Linked DNA regions of Homo sapiens: all the other regions are linked to region 2. A link is an interaction called in ENCODE POLR2A ChIA-PET data of the cell type or tissue named here. Cell type or tissue: B cell. All regions are shown on one strand. Each heading gives the region's core, and the rest is flanking DNA. Links, peaks and the distances in the headings are about the cores only. Region 1 overlaps CEP104 (centrosomal protein 104). Region 2 has its middle 52 kb from the start of LINC02780. Region 3 has its middle 130 kb from the start of LINC01777.

Region 1 (7,097 bases), core at 1,196-6,195, 180 kb before region 2:
ATTTCCTGCATGAGAAAACGGGTCTCAGAGAAGTAATGGGCCTCAGGTCACAAAGCTCTTAATTGCAAGCAGGCCTTTCTGACTCCAAAGCTCACGCTCTTGACCATGGACCAAACTGCACTTCAGGGCATCTGAGCCTCCAGTGCATTCGCTCAGAGTGCAGACTCTGGGCCTCGCCTCGTTATGGGCCCTGGGAATAGGACAGTGAATGTGAATCAACTGCAGAACAAGGAGAAAAACAAAAACAAAGACAAATGGATGACCAGGCCCCACCCTAAGAAATGTGACCAGTGGGCCCAAGATGGAGTCCAGGCGCCGTATTTTATAACAACACAGTATTTTTTTCTTCTTTTCTTTTTTCGGAGGCGGAGTCTCACTCTGTTGCCTAGGCTGGAGTGCAATGGCGCAATCTCGGCTCACTGCAACCTCCACCTCCCGGGTTCAGGCGATTCTCCTGCCTCAGCCTCCTGAGTAGCTAGGATTATAGGTGTGTGGCACCACACCTGGCTAGTTTTTGTATTTTTTAGTATAGACGGGTTTTCATCATGTTGGCCAGGCTGGTCTCAAACTCCTGACCTCAAGTGATCCACCAGTCTCAGCCTCCCAAAGTGTTGGGATTATAGGCCTGAGCCACTGCGCCCAGCCTGTATTTTTTTATTTTTTTCTTTGAGACAGAGTTCTGTTGACCAGGCTGGAGTGCAGTGGCATGATCTTGGGCTCACTGCAACCTCTGCCTCCTGGGTTCAAGCAATTCTCATGCCTCAGCCTCCCAAACAGCTGGGAGTACAGGCGTGAGCCAGCATGCCTGGCTAATTTTTTGTATTTTTAGTAGAGATGGAGTTTCACCATGTTAGCCAGGTTGGTCTGGAACTCCTGACGTCAGATGACCCACCCATCTCGGACTCCCAAAGTGCTGAGATTACAGGTGTGAGCCACTGCACCCAGCCAGCATCACAGTATTTTTGATGAACATGATAGGTTAAGAATTGCTACCACTGAGGTTTTACTCAAAGGGTTAAGTTGTATGGTGTCAACCATCATATCCTAGAGGAGATCAAAAACATTCCTTCAGAAATAAGTGATCTTTTGTAGTCACCTGAATAGCTCATTTCTGATTAAATATGACCTCTATTCCTCCTTTCCAGCTCTACAGTAGGGTCTAGAATGTAAACAGTAAAGTTAGTCTCACCAAGCAACGAGAGGATGAGGATGGAAGTGTCCCAGCTGCTGTATCAACCCCATTAAACAAGCCAGCTGCTTACGGCGACTTGAACACCCTTCGAGACAGGTACGTTTTAATGAAAACACTTGTCGTAAAAGTGTACTTGGTGAATCTGTATTATAATGAATTCAAGTGGGGCATAGGAATAGGCCCCCTTTAAGCACTCACAGCCCCCCTCTGGCATCTCCCCACCCTTGAGGTCACGGTACTTCGCTCACAGCAGCACCACAGGCTGGCGGCTGGGACGGCACCAGCAGCTCTGAACTGTGTCTAATCCCAGGGGTGACTAAACAGCGAAACATTTTGGGGTGTCTACAAGATCACATTAACTATTTTTAGTGTAACACATATGACACTTTAAGTCACGTTGCCTTGCTGTCCCAGAGATGAACACAAAGACTTCATTTGATTATAAAAATCCTTCAAAGTGAACATCATGTCCTGTGGTACCCAGTCCCAGCTCCTGTTGATTCAGCAGCAGCGTGGGGTGCCATCTACCCACTTTGGTACAGAACCCCCAGCGGCAATGACCGGATTCCATGTCCAGCACAGGCCCGCACGTGCCAGTCACACAGCTTTTCCCAGTCCTTGCACTTAACCTTCATAAAACCCCGGGCGTGGGGCAGGACAGGCAAACCACAGCCTGCCATCCCACCTGGCTGATTGGATTAAGGCAACAGATTTAAAGTCTAAATCAAAATAACAGAAAGAAGCTTTATTGGAGATACTGAGAAACTAAAGACTTAATCAGTTTGGTTGTTCCTGCCCTACTGCACTTGCTTCAGTAAGGGCAGAGCCCCAGCTGCGGTCTTTGTGGAGAGGCTGGCAGGAGGGAGGTAGCCATCCACTCTCAGCGCTCCTTCCCCACAGTGCTTCCATCCAATTGCCAGCTTGAAGGATGGGAAGAGTACTGTGATTTTTCTATTACACAAAGGAGGCATCTGAGGGAGAGACTGAGAAGCTGGTGTTATTTTTTTATTTTTATTTTTTGAGACGGAGTCTCGCTCTTGTCGCCCAGGCTGGAGTGCAGTGGTGCGATTTTGGCTCGCTGCAAGCTCCGCCTCACGCCATTCTCCCACCTCAGCCTTCTGAGTAGCTGGGACTACAGGTGCCCGCCACCACGCCCGGCTAATTTTTTGTATTTTTTAGTAGAGACGGGGTTTCACCGTGTTAGCCAGGATGGTCTCGATCTCCTGACCTCGTGATCCGCCCGCCTCGGCCTCCTAAAGTGCTGGGATTACAGGCGTGAGCCACCGCGCCCGGCCTTGGTGTTATTTTTTTATAGACATTACATGAATAGCCTCTACTCTCTGAGCACTCCACACTCACAAGTGCCTGTGACAGCTCTGGTCTGCACCAGGCCTGTGGGGAGGCGGTGTAGCCTCTGCAGGAGGGAAGGCTCGCTGTCCACCAGTGCACATGCTCAGCAAATCGCATGTGGCTCCTGAGCAACTGCAGAGAGAATCTGATCCAGGTTGTGTGCAAATAGAAGAGCCTGGATCAAGAATTAATCACTTTCTGCGAGCAGTCTGTATGCAGGTAAAAGTGAAATTACACCAAACACGGACAAATTTGAAATTTCTATTAAAGTTTAAAAAGTTGATCTTTTCTTTATTGGGAAGCTGCTGTCAGAGAAGAGCCAAGGATTATTTGGAATTCCTCTTTATTTAAAATTTTTTTTGTGCGTGTGTGAGATGGAGTCTTGCTCTGTCCCCCAGACTGTAGTGCAGTGGCATGACCTTGGCTCACTGCAACCTCCACCTCCCAGGTTCAAGGGATTCTCCTGCCTCAGCCTCCCAAGTAGCTGGGACTACAGGTGTGCGCCACCACGCCTGGCTAATTTTTGTGTTTTTATTAGAGAAGGAGTTTTACCATGCTGGCCAGGCTGGTCTTGAATTCCTGACCTCAAGTGATCTGCCCAACTCAGCCTCCCAAAGTGCTGGGATTACAGGCGTGCGACATAACGCTCAGCCTAAAAAACATTTCAATTCCTCTTTTTTTCTCACTGCGGCAACTATGGCAGCCCTTCCCTTCTTTCCTTTAGACCAGGCACCTCTGGAATGGAGTCCCCTCATTGTCATCCACAGCAGGCAGGTGGCAAGGGAACCACTGTCCCAAAGAGGTGCCCAGGACAGAGAGGGTGACCGAGGATGGCACAGCGGGGCCCTTTAGCTCCCCAAAAGTGGATTCACCCCCGGTTCTTACACTGCTAAAAAAAAAAAAAAAGAGGAAGCGGCAACAGCAGCAGAAAAATATGTATAATTTTTTTTTTTTTTTTTTGAGACAGGGTCTCACTCTGTCACCCAGGCTGGAATACAGTGGCATGATCTCGGCTCAAGCGATCTTCCTGCCTCAATTTCCTGAGTAGTTGAGACTACAAGCGTGCACCACCATGCCCAGCTAATTTTTGTATTTTTAGTAGAGATGGGGTTTTGACATGTTCCCCAGGCCGGTTTCAAACTCCTGATCTCAAGCAATCCTCCTGCCTTGGCCTCCCAAAGTGGTGAGATTACAGGCGTTAGCCACCACACCCAGCCTACAATTGTTAACACGACGAACTTTCCCCATACCCATTTTTTTTTTTAGCCAAATTTAGCAGTGAGAAAAAATATTTTTAACGGGTAGAGAGAGATTGGTAAAAATTGTGGTGTGTGTTTTTTTTTTTGAGATGGAGTCTTGCTCTATCGCCCAGGTTGGAGTGCAGTGGCACAATCTCGGCTCACCACAACCTTCACCTCCCGGATTCAAGTCATTCTCCTGCCTCAGCCTCCCAAGTAGCTGGGATTACAGGTGCGCGCCACCACGCCTGGCTAATTTTTGTATTTTGAGTAGAGACAGGATTTCACCATGTTGGCCAGGCTGGTCTTGAACTCCTGACCTCGTGATCCACCCACCTTTGGCCTCCCAAAGTGCTGGGATTACAGGCGTGAGCCACTGCACCCGGCAAAATTGTGTTTTTAAAAACGTATGTGATACATATTTTTCACTCCTCTAAAGAATAAACTTTTGAAGAGGCCATAAGGTGATGTCTCTAGAACTGATAACCTGGGTCCATTAATATCTTTGATTTTTACCATGAATTTGCTTGTGCTGATAAAATATCAAAGGACGGCTGACAGATCTTTGTTCTAAACGCATTTTAGGAAACTTCTAGTGATACCTGAACACAAGAAAGGAAGTAGTCTCTGCTGAGCAATAAATGAAGGTGTGTGGCTGGGCACGGTGGCTCACATCTGTAATCCCATCACTTTGGGAGGCTGAGGCAGGTGGATCACCTGAGGTCAGGCTCAGGAGAATTGCTTGAACGCAGGAAGCAGAGTTTGCAGTGAGCCGAGATCGTGCCACTGCACTCCAGCCTGGCGACAGAGCAAGACTCCATCGAGACCAGCCTGGCCAACCTGATGAAACCCCATCTCTGCTAAAAATACAAAAAATTAGCTGGGCATGATGGCAGGCACCTGTAATCCCAGCTACTCAGGAGACTGAGGCAGGAGAATCCCTTGAACTCAGGAGGTAGAAGTTATAGTGAGCCGAGATTGTGCCATTACACTCCGGCCTGGGCAGCAAGAGTGAAATTCTGTCTCAAAAAAAAAGGAAAAAAATAAATGCAGGTGTGCTAAATAAAACAGCGACCTTAATCTTTATGTAAATTTCAGACAATCCAATCAGTGGCTTATCCAGCTCTAAACTGAATTTAGAGGCTCTAAGTCCAGAATCCTTTGGAAATGACTGACCCTTTCAGGATTCTGAGGAAAGTAAAAGAAGTTCATTGATGGGGAGCAGGACTCTTACCTGGCGTACGTTCCTTCTAGAGCAGGGTCCTCGCTGTTGTGCCCAAGGTAGTGGTCAATCAACTTCTCTCGAGAGGCCTTTGGGGGCAAAACATCTGCTTAGTGTCTCAGAGAGAAAGAGGAACAACACAAAACCTTAACTACAAGATTTATTTCATATAAAGCTGTCAGCAAGGTTCAATGATCCTCATCTTTTGGAGAGACAGCTAAAACTGTTAAAGAAAAGTTTCATATGCTACAGCTCCTAAAAATCATCTGAAAGTTATTCACTAGTCAATTTTATGCAGATTATAAAAATGACACATTTTTTGGGTGAAAATAAATGACTCCCTCCCATTATAAATAGATTTACTTCCTTAGGAATTAAAACTTTCCAAACTTACAGTATTGCTTTCATCACTGAAATCTGCAGGGTCTCCAATGATATTTATGGCAACCAAAGCAACCTAAGAAAGTGTTAAAATAACAGAATTAAATATACAATGTTTGAAATGACTTAACCCTTTTATTTACTTATTTTGAGACAGGGTCTCGTCTGTCACCCAGGCTGGAGTGCAGTGGTGTGATCATGGCTCACTGCAGCCTTGACCTCCCGGGCTCAAGGGATCCTTCACCTTAGCTGCCCTGGTAGCTGGGACTACAGGTGTGAGCCACCATGCCCTGCTAATTTTTGTGTTTTTTTGCAGAGATAGGATTTCACCATGTTGCCCAGGCTGGACTTAACCCCTTTATAACAAACTCTGACCTACACTGTTATCAAATGGGATGATGTATATCAAAGCGTATTAATTGTTAAAATGTTATGCCAATATAAATAATTTTTAATAATTAACAAAGAATTTTAAATAAATTATGTTAGTATTCTAATGCTAACCAAATGGTTATTTTTAACCATTTAAAGCCTGGGCGCGGTGCCTCATGCCTGTAATCCCATCACTATGGGAGGCCAAGGTGGAAGGATCACCTGAAGTCGGGAGTTTGAGACCAGCCTGACCAACATGGAGAAACTCCGTCTCTACTAAAAATACAAAATTAGCCAGGCACATGCCTGTAATCCCAGCTACTCAGGAGGCTGAGGCAGGAGAATTGTTTGAACCTGTGAGACAGAGGTTGCAGTGAGCCGAGATTGCACCACTGCACTCCAGCCTAGGCAACAAGAGTCAAGAGTGAAACTCCGTCTCAAAAAAAAAAAAAAAAAAAAAAGTTCAAATCATAATAGCTAAAAACTCCCAAAGTTTTAACATAGCCTCAAAATGAGACATCCACGTGAGATTCAGTATGGAGCTCATCTTTGAAGGATCTTGGGAAATTAGACAATGAAAAGTTAACACAGCTCAGTTCCCAGTTGGTGAGTCTCACCTGAGGTGGGGAGTCACTTTTCCATCCTGCACCCCCAACCACTGTAGACTAACCCCACACCGCTTCCAAAAATGCAAAGGTTCAAGACAGGCACATTTGGGGCAGGAGGGCAGCTGGCACAAACTGGGAAACCGAGCAAGTTTTGAAATGAAATTTTTTAGTCTTTCATGTCAGTGAAGTGCTGCTTTAGATAGTTACTGCTTTTAAATGCAGGGCACATATATTATCATTCATGACGAGATTATCTGAACATAAGGACAATAAATAATCTATTATTTAAAAATCTTTATTAAAAAAACAAAACTCCAAACTGTTTAAAGAAAACCAAGACAACAGCCAGGTCATTGCTGGTAAATACATGCAGGTGGGTGGAGGAAGGAACAGGGTTAAGACTCATTCTTCTGGCTTCCTGGCGTGTTATGCTGCAAGGGGCCAGGCAGCTTAATTGGACCTTTGCGCTCTTGTCCAGCTCACCCGCTTGGTCTAGAGATTTGATTTGCTGGGTGCTCACATTCCTCTTGGAGGGGGCAGGGAGAGTTGTAAATGCTTGTGCTAATTAACAAGATTGCTTTGGACACAATTGATTTCTACTACACTAATCATGTGAGAAAAAGAAAAAAAGAAGGAAAGAAAGGGAGGGAGGAAGGAAGAGATGAAGAATTAGCAGCCTGAAGCTGGAGAGATTCTGGATTACATGCAACATTCATGTGTCCACAATTTCCACC
Region 2 (7,097 bases), core at 873-5,872:
CCTGATCCTGGCTGGTGGGGAGGGCAGGGGGTGGTATGGACCGGATGTTTATGTTCCCCCAAAATTCATATTTGGGAGCCATAACCCCCAGTGTGATGCTATTAGAAGGTGGGGCTGGTGATTAGGAGGTGATTAAGGTTAGATGAGGTCATGAAGATGGGCCCCCATGATGGGATTAGTGCCCTTATAAGAAGAGACACAAGAGAACTTGTTTACTGCTCCCCTACCCCTGCCCAATGCCGTGCAAAGACACAGTGAGAAGGTGGCTGTCTGCAAGCCAAGAGAGAGCCCTGACCAGGAACTGACTGTGAGGAAGAAATGTTTAAGCAGCTAGTTTCTCGTATTTTGTTATGACGGTCCAAACTAAGATAGTGAGGTCAGCTTTCAGGAAGTCAGCACAGATGTCTTGATCACTCTCCAATTCTCCTTATGTCTATCTGTCTATCTATCTATCTATCTATCTATCTATCTATCTATCTATCTATCATCTGTCATCTCTATCATCTATCCTTTCATCAATCTGTCATATATTTATCTTCTATCTATTATCTATCATCTGTCTCTCTATCACCTATCTATCTTCTACCTGTTATCTATCATCTATCTATCAACTTCTATCTATATATCATCTATATATCTACTATCTATCATCTGTCTATCATCTACCTTTCTATCTTTTATCATCTGTCTACCTATTATCTGTCATCTATCTACCTATTATCTATCTATCATCTATCTGTCTACCTGTCATGTGTTTATTATCTATCTAGCTATCATCTCTATCTAGCTATCATCTATCTATCTATCTATCTATCTATCTATCTATCTATCTATCTATCTATCCATCCATCCATCCATTCATCCCTCTGTCTCAAGGGCTTGGAATGTATGTATCTTTGAACCAGAAGTGTTCCTCTTCTAGGAATTTATTTATCCTAAGGGGCACTTCAAACAGGCATTGAGCTGTACACTCTGGATGCCAGCTGCAGTAGGGTCTTTAATACTGAAAAATAGGAAAAGATCATGTCTAAAATAGGGGACTGGCTGCATAAATGAATTGGAGCCATAGGATATTTACTAACACGAACTGATACTTGCTGACTGAAACCATAGGATGTTTACTGACATGCTGCATTGCTCCATGAAAAAAGGTTGGAAAGGAGAATAGAATATAGGGCACCAATTTTACAGACAGGACTAGGCAGAGGAAGGGACCTGGCAGAAGAGTCAGATGTTAATAGCCTCTAGTTCTCAGGATCACAGGAGATATTTGTAAAATGTATGTTTTCTCTGTTTTCTGTTTTTCTGCATCTTTCAGGAGATGCTGATGAAGTCCTGGGATCCAGAGAAGTGGTTTTGGCCCCCAGAGAGCTCCTAGTGTAGCTGGAAAAAAAAAAAAAAAGAAACAGACACAAAAGACACATAGGCACCTATGTATAATGCCATGTGGTTGTCAGGAACAGACCATGGACAAAGTCATCGTGGCAGGGAAGGTTGGGCAGGATGTGGGAGGCAGGTCCTTCCCAGCAGAGGAACAGCCGGGACAAAAGCCTGGCCGTGGGTGCAGTTGTGCTGCGTTAGGGTGCAAATGTCTGGCAGGCTGGGGTGCAGAGCATGTATAGAGAGGAGAGGAGAGGGAGGCTGGGAGCTGGGTGAGGACAGAGACCACCATGGGGAACTGCTGAGTTCTTAAAAAATATATAGTAGACGATAAAAATACTATAAGTATAAATTTAGATGTGCAGCATGATATTTTGATACATATAGATAGTAAAATGGTTATGATAGGCAAGCAAATTAACATATTATCTCGCATAATTACCTTTTTTTTTTTTTTGGTGGCAAGAGCAAAAATCCTGAGCGCAATGCAGTATTATGAAGTATCATCCTCAGGCTGTGCACTGGACCTCTAGAGCTGTTCAGCCTCTGTATCTGCTTCGTATCCCTTGGCTCACATGTCTCCAGTTCCTACCCCAACCCCACCATGACCATGTTTTATTTTCTATCTCCTTTTTAAAAAAGGAGTAAAAAGGAGTAGCCTCCATTTTTTTTTTTTTTTTTTTTTTTTTTTGAGATGGAGTCTCGGTCTGTCGCCCAGGCTGGAGTGCAGTGGCACGATCTCAGCTCACTGCAACCTCTGCCTCCAGGGTTCAAGTGATTCTCCTGCCTCAGCCTCCCAAGTAGCTGGGACTACAGGCGCCTACCACCACGCCCGGCTAATTTTTTGTATTTTTGGTAGAGACGGGGTTTCACCGTGTTATCCAGGATGGTCTCAATCTCCTGACCTCGCGATCTGTCCACCTCAGTCTCCCAAAGTGCTGGGATTACAGGCGTGAGCCACCGCGCCCAGCCGCCCCCTTTTTAAAAAAAGATTCCACGTGGATACTGAGGACGGCTTGTCCGTGTCCCACAGTGGGGCTTGGTCTTCTCCCAGGGGGCCTTGGGAGCTATTGCGTTTTAAGTGGGTACATGACGAGACCGCAGCTGGGCTTTGGGAGCTCATGGGGTTCCGTGGAGGATGGAGTGGTAGGAGATGATTCTGGAAGCTGGGGCACCAGATTAGGGGCCAGGGCAGTGAGTGCTCCAGAAACTTCCATCCCTGGCACCGGAACCACACATTGCTTGTCTATGATGCCATGATCCCACCTTGGGGACAGGGGGCACTGTCATCTGAAAACTCTCCAGGCTACTATTCCTGATGGAGACCCCCATTTCCGTGGCGGCCCCTGACGCCGGCTGTCCTCCAGGAATAATCTGGGGTCCGCTGGTGCCGCCGTGGCTGCCGTTGCATTTATTTATGTCTTCAGCACTGTGGGGAGAAGTGGCACAGGCCTGGATTCCCCAGGGAGACAGTAAACTGTCAAGCTTGTGTTTATTATTATAACACGCATTTTGAAACTCCACAAATCTCCGATCCAGGGAGAGATGGAAATACATTAGCCTCAAAACATACTTCAAAATACTTCGGTCTCAAAAAAACCTCTCAAGTCCAGCAAATGGGTTCAGGGACCCAGGGAACCCAAATCGCCCTCAGCCCTTGTTGAGAAAATCACTTTCTGGTGAGCGATCGAAGCCACTTACTGCACTTTATTATGTTGCCTCAGCAAGATGGGTTTGGGCAGAGAAGAAAGTACAAGAATGGAGTTTAATCAAACTCGAGCCTGGCCTTGGGAATAGCTGAAAAGTTAGCATTAAAACAACAGCTGCAGGTGAAGCTATTTCGCCGGCTGCATCACCGCAGCCACCCCCTCTTCTGTCGGGCACCGTGGGAGGGTGGGGGCGGGGAGAGCATCGGAGTGGTGAAAAGAGGTGCGATCAAAGCACAGCCGGGTTTCTGTTCCTGTTTTCTGGTCCCTTCGCTGTTGAGTTTCCAGGCGCCCCACCAAAAGGTGTGGGGTTGCTCTGCTCTGCCTGAGAATCACCCTCCATATCCAGACCTGGAGGAGTGCCCAGGGTTGTTGAGCTTTGCTGGAGAAAACTGGTAGCTTAGGATATTCATGGAGCTGAGCTGGGGTTCCAAGGACACGATCCCACTGCAGGGTCCTCCTCAGCGTGCTGACAATGTCTGCGTAGTGGGAGGGCCAGCCCCAGACTCAGATGCAGTGGAGGCTGCTGTGCCTGATGAGTTTTTTTTTTCTTTTTTTCTTTTTTTCCGGGTCCCTCCAGCCCCAACAGCCTGTCCTGGTGCAGTCCTTCCCTCTGACCTGGCTTGAAATTTCTCCCAGGCCAAGGCAGTGAGCCATGATCCCAATTCCATGTCAGGGGCAAGAGTGAATTCTGGGTTCCGAGGCCTAACTATCTCGTCTTTCCACTAGCCCAGGAAAGTGAACTGCAAAACTTCTTTAAAAGGGTCCAACTAAGCAAGCCCTTCCTATCTTCAGAGGCAGCCTGTGAATGTGAATGTACGAAAGGAGATTTGCTTCTGCGGCATCCCAGGAGGCCATAGGGGCCATATCGGTTCTCCTCTAGATAGGCCAGTGGTTCCCTTATAGACGCTGAAGGAGAAGCTAATGTGGGGAGAAGAAAAGGTGAGCTTCTAACAGCTGAGGGTGGGAGTTTTCTTAGGGGAGAGAAAAAATTGTTTGAAAAAAACCTAAGTCATTCCTCCTTTTACACAATTAAAAAATTGTTATAGTAAAATAGGTTTCTTTTTAGTTTACAGTTCCATGAATTTTAATACATGTATAGACGCATAAAACTCCACCTTGGTTAGGGCACAGAACAGCCCCATCGTCCCACAAAGCCTCCTCATGCTACCCTCTGTGTCAGCATCTCCCCGTCATCCCACCCTTGGCCATCACTGATCTGTCTTTCATCACCATGGGTTTCTATTTTGGAGAATACCATACCCATGGAATCATGTTGCATGTCTGTTGCTGTTTGAGACAGGCTTCTTTCACTCAGCAAGATGCCTCTGAGATTCATCCAAGTTGTGGCTCAAGAGTTCCCTCCTTTTTGTTGCTGAGTAGAATTGCATTGTATGCACACATCAGTTTGTTTATGCATTCACCCGAAGGACCTTTGGCTTGTTTCTAGTTTCTGATGATTATAAGTAGAGCTGCTTTAAATATCTGCGTACAGGTCTTTGTGCAAACCTAAGTTTTTATTTCTCCAGGGACAATGCCTAGGAGAAAGATGACTGAGTCCTATGGTAAGTGTATGTTTAAGTTTATAAAAAAACTGCCAAACTGTCTTACTGAATGACTATACCGTTTTGTATTCCCGTGAATAATGATGAGAGCTCCAGTTGCTCCATGTCCTGCTGCTATTTGATATTATCATATTTTGACTTTAGCCACTCTAAAGGTATGTGGTTGCTGTGTTTCAAATGTCTCCTTCAAAACTCATGTGGAAATTTAACTGTTATGGTGGAACTATTAAGAGGTGATTGGGTCATGAGAGCTCTTCTTTCATGAACGGATTGATGCCATTATTGTGGGAGTGGGATCCTGATGGCAAGCTCGTTCATCCCACTCTGCCTGCTCTCCTATGCATGCTCTTTTGTCCTTCTTCCTTCACCTCTGGGATGTGGGATGACACAGCATGAAGGCCCTCATCAGATGTTGGCCCCTTGATGTTAGACACTCCAGGTTCAGAACTGTAAGAAAGAAATCTCTGTTCTTTATAAAGTACCCAGTCTGTGGTTTTCTGTTATAGCAGCCAAAATGGGCTAAGGCAGTGGTGATGTCTCATTGTGATTTCAGTTTGCATTTTCCCAATTAGTAATGGTGTTGAACTTCATTTCCTGTGCTTATTTGCCATCCACACAACCTCTTTGGTGAAGCACCTGTTTAAGCCTTTTGACCATGTAAAATTGAGTTGTTGAGTATTGAGAGTTCTTTATATATTCTCAATATAAGGCTTTTTTTGGATATGTGATTTATGCATATTTTCTCTCTTCATTCTTCTAATGGTGTCTTTGGAAGAGAAAACGTTTTGAATTTTGCCAAAATTTAATTTGTCTTTTTTTTTTTGTTTTGTTTTATGAATCATGCTTTTGGTGTCATGGCTAAGAACTCTTTGCCTAAACCTAAGTGGTAAAAATTGTCTCCTATGTCTTCTTCTAAAAGTTTACATTTCCCATTTTCCATTTAGATTTTTGATCCATTTGAGTTAATTTTTGTATAAAAGTGAGGTGTAGGTTAAGGTGTGTGTGTGTCTGTGTGTGCGTGTGTGTTTTGCCTATGGATGACCAATACCATTTGTTGAAAAGACCACCTTTCATTATTGATTTGCATGTGTACCTTTGTGAAAAGTCAGTGAGTTGTACTTGTGTGGTCCTGTTACATTGATCTCCGTGTTGGCCCACTGCTAATACCACCCAGTCTTGACTACTGTAGCTGAAGCCCATTAAGCCTAAATATCTGTAGGGTGATTCTTCCTGTTTCCATTTTCCTTTTCAGATTTGTCTTAGCTACTCTAGTTCCTTTTTTAACCAGTTTGTCTATGTCTTCAAAAATCCTACTGGATTTTTGTGGGAATTGAATTAAATTTATAGATCCATTTGGGGAAGATTGATATCTTTACTACATGAATCTTCCAAGCCATGAGCATGTTATGTCTCCATGTTTCGTTAAGTTTTTAGTTTCTTTTCTTTTTTTTTTTTTTTTTTGAGATTTTTGAGATGAAGTCTCGCTCTTGTCACCCAGGCTGGAGTGCAATGGCGCGATCTCAGCTCACTGCAACCTCCGCCTCCCAGGTTCAAGTGATTCTCCTGCCTCAGCCTCCCGAGTAGCTGGGATTACAGGCGCCTGCCAACATGCCCAGCTAATTTTTGTATTTTTAGTAGAGATGGGGTTTCACCATGTTGGCCACACTGGTCTTGAGCTCCTGACTTCAGGTGATCCACCCACCTTGGCCTCCCAAAGTGCTGGGATTACAGGCATGAGCTACCGCATCCGGCAGTTTTTAGTTTCTTTTGTAAGCATCATTAGTTTTCATTATACAGATATTGTATGTGTTTTGTTAGATTATTTTCAATTATCCTATATTTTAAGAGATTTGTAAGTGATATTAACTTTTAAATTCTGGTTTCCACATGTTCATTGCTGTTATGTAGAAGTATTATTGACTTCTTGTGTGTTGACCTTGCATCTTGCAAGTTTGAAAAACTTATTCTTCTGTTAGTTTTTTGGGGGTATAGTCACAGTTCATTCTACAGAGACAATCATATCATCTGCAGATAGGTACTGTTTTATTTCTTCCTTTCCAATCTGTTTGCATTTTATTTATTTTTCTTGCCTTATTGCCCTACCTAGTATTTCCACAGAATGAAGAATAAGAGTTATAAAAGTGGGCATCCTTGCCTTGTCTCTGATCTTAGGGAGAAAGCATTCAGTCATTTTTAATATGATGGTAGCTGTAAGTATTTTGCAAAATGTTCCTTATCAGGTCGAGGAAGTTCCCTTATGTTCCTACTTTGCCAAAAGTTTTATCATAAGTGGATATTTTCTATCTAATGATTTTTCTGCATCAATTAATATATGAATTATTTTATTTAGAATCTTAATGTGACAGATTAAAAATCCATTGATGGAATTTTGAAGATTGAACTAGCCTTGCATTTCCAGGATATTCTTTTAACACATTGCTGGACT
Region 3 (7,097 bases), core at 1,240-6,239, 260 kb after region 2:
AGGGAGGTCATCTGGAAGGAGAGAAGAGCCTCAGCTGTGCACTGATGTGGGCTCATGGACCAGGTCATTGATTCACTTAGGTTTACTTCCTGGGAGTGTTGGGTATGGGTTGGGAGTAGATGTGCCCATTGGCATAGGCTGGGTGGAGAAGGGCCTCCCCTCTCCTCTGCTACAGCCATCCCTTTGGAGCTTGGCCTCATCTCCTTCACTGCTGTCATAAACACTGGGCCTTGGGCAGGTGGGTCATGGAGCGGAACTGCAGAACCCATTGGTGTGGGCTGGGCCAGGTCACTTGTTCACCCACTTGACCTCATAGTCCTGTCCTGTGATGGCATCTGTCTGGCTGGCTCCACTCTGTGCTTCCCGGATCCCTAGGATAGATGCTGAGATGGGTCCCAGACCCCCGAGACTGAGCACGGCCCCATCATTCTCAGTTTCCAAATCTCTTTCCTAGACAAGGATCCAACATTTTCTTGCCTTTCACCTGCAGGAAATTAGGACCATTCATAACTTAAGAAATCAGGCTGTTACCGCCCCACTCCCAAAACACCTCCCTGAGTCCTGTGCAGGCTCAATGAGGTCTTTGAGAGAGAGGGCACTGAAAATGCAGTGAGTCAACTTCAGAAGAAAAATGGAGAGCTCACCAGAGATGCATTTTCATGAGAAGGAATATTCAAGGAAGAAAGACTTCTGGAATCCGTAGAACCATGCCCGAGGTCTACTAGAAAGCTCTGTGAATCACAAACACAGTCAAATAGTTTTATGACTGATCTAATGCTTTTGACAGGTTGCTCCACAGAGCTGCTGGACTCACGAGCTATTGATAACTGTACTTCCAGAAGCTAAATTCACCAGTTACACACATTTGATAGGGAACATACTTTTCTCTTTCTTGCTTTTATATTCTTTTTCTCTCCTCCCCTGCCTAAATTTTGTGTGCTCGAGAGACACAGATGCAAACATCACAGAGAATTAACAGCATTTTGGGAGGTGACTTGTGTATCCAGCCTTATGAATGGCCCCAAAGCAATCTTGCTTTCTTGATTCCTGTGTGCAGATGATTCACTGATGCTCACTCTTGGCATGGATTCTATTAACTTCCATCAGCAGCGTCCCAAGTAGACTGCAGATCCTTTGGTGCCCGGGATTTCTGTCTTATCCTTCTTAGGAGCTGCTACAGCTCCAAGTGTAACATCTGATGCACAAAGTGTGCATAAATATTTGTTGGTTGGTTTAGATCTGAAATAGGAGTTTGGAGAAAGGAGCAGCCTGCATTAGGTGAAATAGTCTAAAATTTCAACTCCTTCATATGATGCAGTAATCTGTGAGATGTCCAAGCATCTTGTGGGGGACATTTCTAGAATGTTCTAGAATTTCCTAGAATATTACACACCCACAGAGTAATGAGCAGAGCAGATCAGATCATCAGATCTAATCAGAGAGGGGATATGATGATCCTGGCAGTAGACTGACATATGCTACCTCTCATTCACCACAAAGGGACACACCCTGCTACTTGGCCCACACAGCATCTGTTTTTCCCCCTTTCTCACTCACAAAACCATGGTTCGTTTGTAGTGACATGTGCCCAACTAAAATGACAGCTCTCCCAGATTCCCTTGAGAATAATGATGGCCAGATAACCCAAGTATGATCAAGGAGATCCAAATGAAAGTTACTGGAAAAAGCAACCCTTCCCAAACAAAAATTAAAGGCCTCACTGGAAGGAGGTTATTTGCTCCTCATCCTTTCACCCTTCCCTTTTCTTCCTACCTGGAAACTGGGAGTGATGGCTGGAGGCACAGCAGCCATCTTGGGGCAATGAGCATAAAAACCATAGTAATGATGATAGAGCAGAAGAGGGAAGAACTGAGGTCTCGTGTCGTGGTTGACCATCCTACCAGCTCGGGACTGCCTATCCCTGCTGCATGAGTTAAATAAACACCCTGACAATTACAGCCACTGTTAGATGGTTTCCTGTTATTTGCAGCTCCGTGTAGTTCCCATGTGCTGCCATATGGGTGATACTTCATATTCTCCCCATGGGTTGGGTATTATTATTATTTTTTATTTTATTATATTTTGAGATGGAGTTTCACTCTCGATGCTCAGGCTGGAGTGCAATGGCACAATCTCAGCTCTCTGCAACCTTCACCTCCTGGGTTCAAGAGATTCTCCTGCTTCAGCCTCCTGAGTAGCTGGGATTACAGGCATGCACCACCAAGCCTGGCTAATTTTGTATTTTTAGTAGAGATGGGGTTTCTCCATGTTGGTCAGGCTGGTCTTGAACTCCTGACCTCAGGTGATCTGCCCGCCTTGGCCTCCCAAGGTTCTGGGATTACAGACGTAAGCCACTGTGCCCGGCCTGATTGGGTATTATTAATCATGTTTTGCAAATAAGAAACTCACAGCTCAGAGAAGTGATATAACATGCCTCTGATCACAGAGCTTGTGGGTGACAAACACGGACAAGCATGTCTTATTCCAATGCCTCCATTCCAAATATTCTTTCTGGTTGTGAAGAAGGGGAAAAGAGCTGAACAAGAGGTCCGTTCCTGCCTGCAGAATCTCAATTATCATTGGGTAACTTATTCAATAAGTGTTATTATACTTAAGCTCTATCTGTGGTGATGTTCCCATAAACAAGAGGCCCTTCCCTGTAGAATCTTCTAGACTGAAGGGCTCTCCTTCTTTCTGGAGATCTTCCTCAGGGCAGGGATTTGTGTTTTGCTGTTTGCTAAGGGAGGTGGCTCCCTCACCCCAGTTCCCACCCCACCTCTCTGACCCAGGTTCCCAGTATTCTCAATGGAGCTGCAGCACCTCTCCCCCTCCATGGTCAACAGGGACCAGGGAAAGTTTAATGCATTTGCCACCTACTGAACCATGGACACCAATTGTTGTCAGGACAAAGTTAACTCGGGTTTTCAATTAAAAAGAACACTAGGGATCAGCATCCAAATGCTGATGTAGCTGCCAGGAAGAAAGTGATGTAGATCCAGCAGAGTAGGAGTGGCTGTGGCTCTCGCAGGTGCATTTATAAGGAAGTCTCCTTCTACATTTGTATGTTGTCCATGGGTGGTGTCTAAAGGTTAGAGATAGGAGCCCCCTATTCAAATGGTGTGGCTATTGTAGAATTAAGGGGAAAGCAAACACTCAGTGAGTGCGTACTCTTCCTTGGCTCTGTGTTAAGCACAGTAAGAGGAGGTGTGTTGCCTCCTCTTACCCCATGACAACACCATGGGGTCATCATTACTGTGATTGCCAGTTTAGAGGCAAAAAATAATGGGAGGGCCAGAGAGGCCAAATGACATGCTCGAGGTCCCATAGGAAGATGGGCCAGAGATGCTTCACCAGAGCCTCTTCTTTTGTCTCTGGGCTGGGGAAAGGGAAGTCTGAGGCCATTGTAGGAAAGGCAAATGTGTCTCTTAACCATTTGATGAGCATCTCTGTTAGGTGTTCAGGATATAAAATTAATAATCGATGTCTCATTACTGGGTCTATATCCAAAAGAAAATAAATCATTTTACCAAAAAGATAGATGCACTCCTATGTTCATTGCTGTGCTATTCACAGTAGCAAAGATATGGAATCAATGCAGGTGCCCATCAATGGTGGATTGGATAAAGAAAATGTGGTACATATACACCATGGACTACTACACAGCCATTTTTTAAATTTAAAAAATAATAAAATCGTGTTCTTTCCAGCAACATGGATGGAGCTAGAGGTCATAATCCTAAGCAAATTAATGCAGGAACAGAAAAGCAAATACCACATTTTCTCACTTATAAGTGTGAGCTAAGCATTGAGCACACATGAACATAAATATGGAAACAGTAGACACTGTGGACTACTAGTGGGTGGAGGAGTGGGTGGGTTAAAAACTACCTATTGTCTGGGTTCAGTAGCTCACACCTTTAATCCTAGCACTTTGGGAGGCTGAGTTGGGCAGATTGCTTAAGTCCAGGAGTTTGAGATCAGCCTGGGCAACATGGTGAAACCCCATCTCTACAGAAAAAACAACAACAACAACAATATAGCTGGGTGTGGTGGTGCACAATTGTAGTCTCAGCCACTCGAGAGGCTGAGGTAGGAGGATCATTTGAGCCTGAGAGGCAGAGGTTGCAGTGAGCTGACATTGTGCTATTGCACTCCAGCCTGGGCGACAGAGCGAGACCCTGTCTCAAAAATAAATAAATAAATAAATAAATAAATAAATAAATAAAATAAACTACCTATTGGGTACTGTGCTCATTAGCAGGGTGACCAGATCCATACTCCAAACCTCAGCACTATGCCACTTACCCATGTAACAAATGTGCACATGTATGCCCTGTATCTAAACTATAAGTTTGAAATTAATAAAAAAAATCTAGCCTCCTTCTAGGGGGAAGCTAAATTGAGTGAGGAAGTGATGAATTCACTGAGAAAACAGGTCAGATATTGTAGAAGAAAAGATTCCCAAGCCGCTTGCTTATGACCCCATCAATTCCAGCAACGCTTACAACAATCCACTTCCCCAGGGTAAAAAGCTCAGCAACTTTTCGAGACCAGTGACGCTGAAGATTTCCTGAATGCCTCCAGTGTGCCAGGATTTACTCAGATTAACTCACTCCTTACAACAATTCCAAGAGGATGCTCTCTGCTTAAGTTGCCCCCAGGATCAGATCCTGAGATAACGATTCAAGTGCAAGTTGATTATTTAGGAGAGGAATAGAGAACTGATACAGGGGAAGGATAGTGTTATAAAGGGGATGTTGTCAAGCCAGCTTGACAAGGGTGATATCTGGAGTTTAATCCCACAGGGAACCTCTGAGAAATGAGTAGAACACAACACTGTGGTTTAATGTGTAATTTACTATGACGGTGACGGTGATAATGATGGTGACGAGCATCGTGTTGGGGGTGCAGGTGATGATGTGGAGATGATTTCTTTTCTAAATATTGAAGTATATTTTGCATTTTGATGGGGTTTCTGTCTCTACAGAATAAATTCTTGGTCATTAAAACCCAAATAACCGGAGATGACTGCATTTTTTAAATTTTTAAATTAAATTTATTTTTTTCCAACTTTTATTTTAGGTTCAGGAGGTACACATGCAGGTTTGTTACATGGGTAAATTGTGTGTCTTGGGGTTTGGTGTAGAGATTATTTCATCACCCAGGTAATGAGGATAGTACCTGATAGGCAGTTTTTTCATCCTCACCCTCCTCCCAGCCCCCACTCTCAAGTAGACCCTGGTGTCTGCTGTTGCTTTCTTTGTGTCCATGTGTATTCAATGTTTAGCTCCCACTTATAAGTGAGAATAGGTGATGTTGGTTTTCTGTTCCTGGGTTAGTTTGTTTAGGATTGTGGCCTCCAGCTCCATCCATGTTGTGGTAAAGGACTTGATCTCATTCTTTTTTATGGCAGTGTAGTATTCCATGGTGTATATGTACCACATATTCTTTATCCAGTCCACCATTGATGAGCATTTAAGTTAATTCTTTGCCTTTTCTATTGAGAATAGTGCTGCAGTGACATAGGCATGCATGTGTCTTTATGGTAGAACAATTTATATTCCTCTGGGTGTATACCCAGTAATGGGATTGCTGGGTTGAATGGTAGTTCTGTTTTAAGTTCTTTGAGAAATCCCCAAACTGCTTTCCATGGTGGCTGAACTAATGTGCATTCCCACCAGCAGTATATAAGCGTTCCCTTTTCTCTGCAACGTCACCAACATCTGTTATTTTTTGACTTTTTATTAATAACCGTTTTGACTGGTGTGAGATAACATCTCATTGTGGTTTTGATTTGTATTTCTCTAAGATTAAACATTTTTTCATATGCTTGTTGGCTGCATGTGTTTTCTTTTGAGAACTGTCTGTTCATGTCCTTTGTCCATTTTTTAATGGGATTATTTGTTTTTTTGCTTGTTGATTTAAGTTACTTATAGGTTCTGGATATTAGACCTTTGTCAGATGCATAGTTTGCAAGTATTTTCTCCAATTCTGTAAGGTGTCTGTTTACTCTGTTGCTAGTTTCTTTTTTGTGTAGAAGCTCTTTAGTTTAATTAGGTCCCATTTGTCAGTATTTGTTTTTGTTGTAATTGCTGTTGGTATCTTCGTCATGAAAATCTTTCCCAGTACCTATGTCCAGAATGACATTTCCTAGGTTTTCTTCTAGGGTTTTCATAGTTTGAGTTTTTTTTTTTTTTTTTTTTTTTTTTTTTGAGATGGAGTTTCGCTCTGGAGTGCGGTGGCATGGCCTGGGCTCACTGCAAGCTCCGCCTCTTGAGTTTTAAATTTAAATCTTTAATCCACTTTAATCCACCACTTGATTTTTGTGGTGAGAGGAAGGGGCCAGTTTCAATCTTCTGCACATGGATAGCCAGTTACTGCAGCAACATTTATTGAATAGGGAGTCCTTTCCTCATTGCTTATTTTTGTAGACTTTGTCAAAGATCAGATGGTTGTAGGTGTGTGGCTTTATTTCTGGGTTCTCTAACCTGTTATATTGGTCTATGTGTCTGTTTTTGTACCAGGGCATGCTGTTTTGGTTACTGTAGCATTATAGCATAGTTTGAAGTTGGGTAGTGTGATGTCTCCAGCTTTGTTATTTTTCCTTAGGATTGCCTTGGCTATTCTGACACTTTTATGGTTCCGTATAAATTTTAGAATAGTTATTTCTAATTCTGTGAAAAATGTTGATGTTAGTTAGATAGGAATAACATTGAATCTATGAATTGCTTTGGGCAGTATGCGCATTTAAGCAATATTGATTCTTTCTAGCCATGAGTATGGAATGTTCTATCTGTTTGTGTCATCTCTGGTTACTTTCAGCAGTGTTTTGTAATTCTCATTGTAGAGATCTTTCACCTCCTTCGTTAGCTGTATTCCTACGTATTTTATTTTTGTGGCTATTGTGAATGGGATTATGCTCTTGATTTGGCTCTCAGCTTGGATGTTGTTGGTGTATAGAAATGCTCCTGATTTTTGTACTTTGATTTTGTATCCTGAAACTTTGCTGAAGTTGTTTATCAGATTTAAGAGCTTTTGGGTAGAGACTTTGGAGTTTTCTAGGTATAAAGTAATATCATCTGCAATGAGAGATAGTT

The links. ChIA-PET counts read pairs that join two places held together with the same protein. Peaks named below come from ENCODE experiments on the same cell type or tissue, not always from the same donor. Only the 100,000 strongest peaks of a DNase experiment are listed, where the experiment ranks them.
Region 1: POLR2A ChIA-PET joins it to region 2 with 6 read pairs; 3 of 35 experiments call an interaction of 5 or more read pairs at or near these places.
Region 3: POLR2A ChIA-PET joins it to region 2 with 6 read pairs; 2 of 35 experiments call an interaction of 5 or more read pairs at or near these places.

The regions. Positions count from the first base shown.
Region 1 is chr1:3,839,893-3,846,989 of GRCh38, forward strand. It overlaps CEP104 (centrosomal protein 104), which reads right to left. Exons shown (of 22, transcript NM_014704.4): 5 at 5,397-5,459; 6 at 5,015-5,091. Among named protein-coding and RNA genes, the nearest start is that of CEP104, 14 kb to the right of the region's middle. In B cell, for the core only: no CTCF peak of the experiment used is centred there; no DNase peak of the experiment used is centred there; H3K4me3 peaks cover 342 bases; H3K27ac peaks cover 325 bases.
Region 2 is chr1:4,024,392-4,031,488 of GRCh38, forward strand. No RefSeq gene overlaps it. Among named protein-coding and RNA genes, the nearest start is that of LINC02780, 52 kb to the left of the region's middle. RefSeq lists an enhancer at 2,121-2,621. In B cell, for the core only: no CTCF peak of the experiment used is centred there; DNase peaks (open chromatin) are centred at 2,860 and 3,300; H3K4me3 peaks cover 1,330 bases; H3K27ac peaks cover 1,391 bases.
Region 3 is chr1:4,280,970-4,288,066 of GRCh38, forward strand. No RefSeq gene overlaps it. Among named protein-coding and RNA genes, the nearest start is that of LINC01777, 130 kb to the right of the region's middle. In B cell, for the core only: no CTCF peak of the experiment used is centred there; no DNase peak of the experiment used is centred there.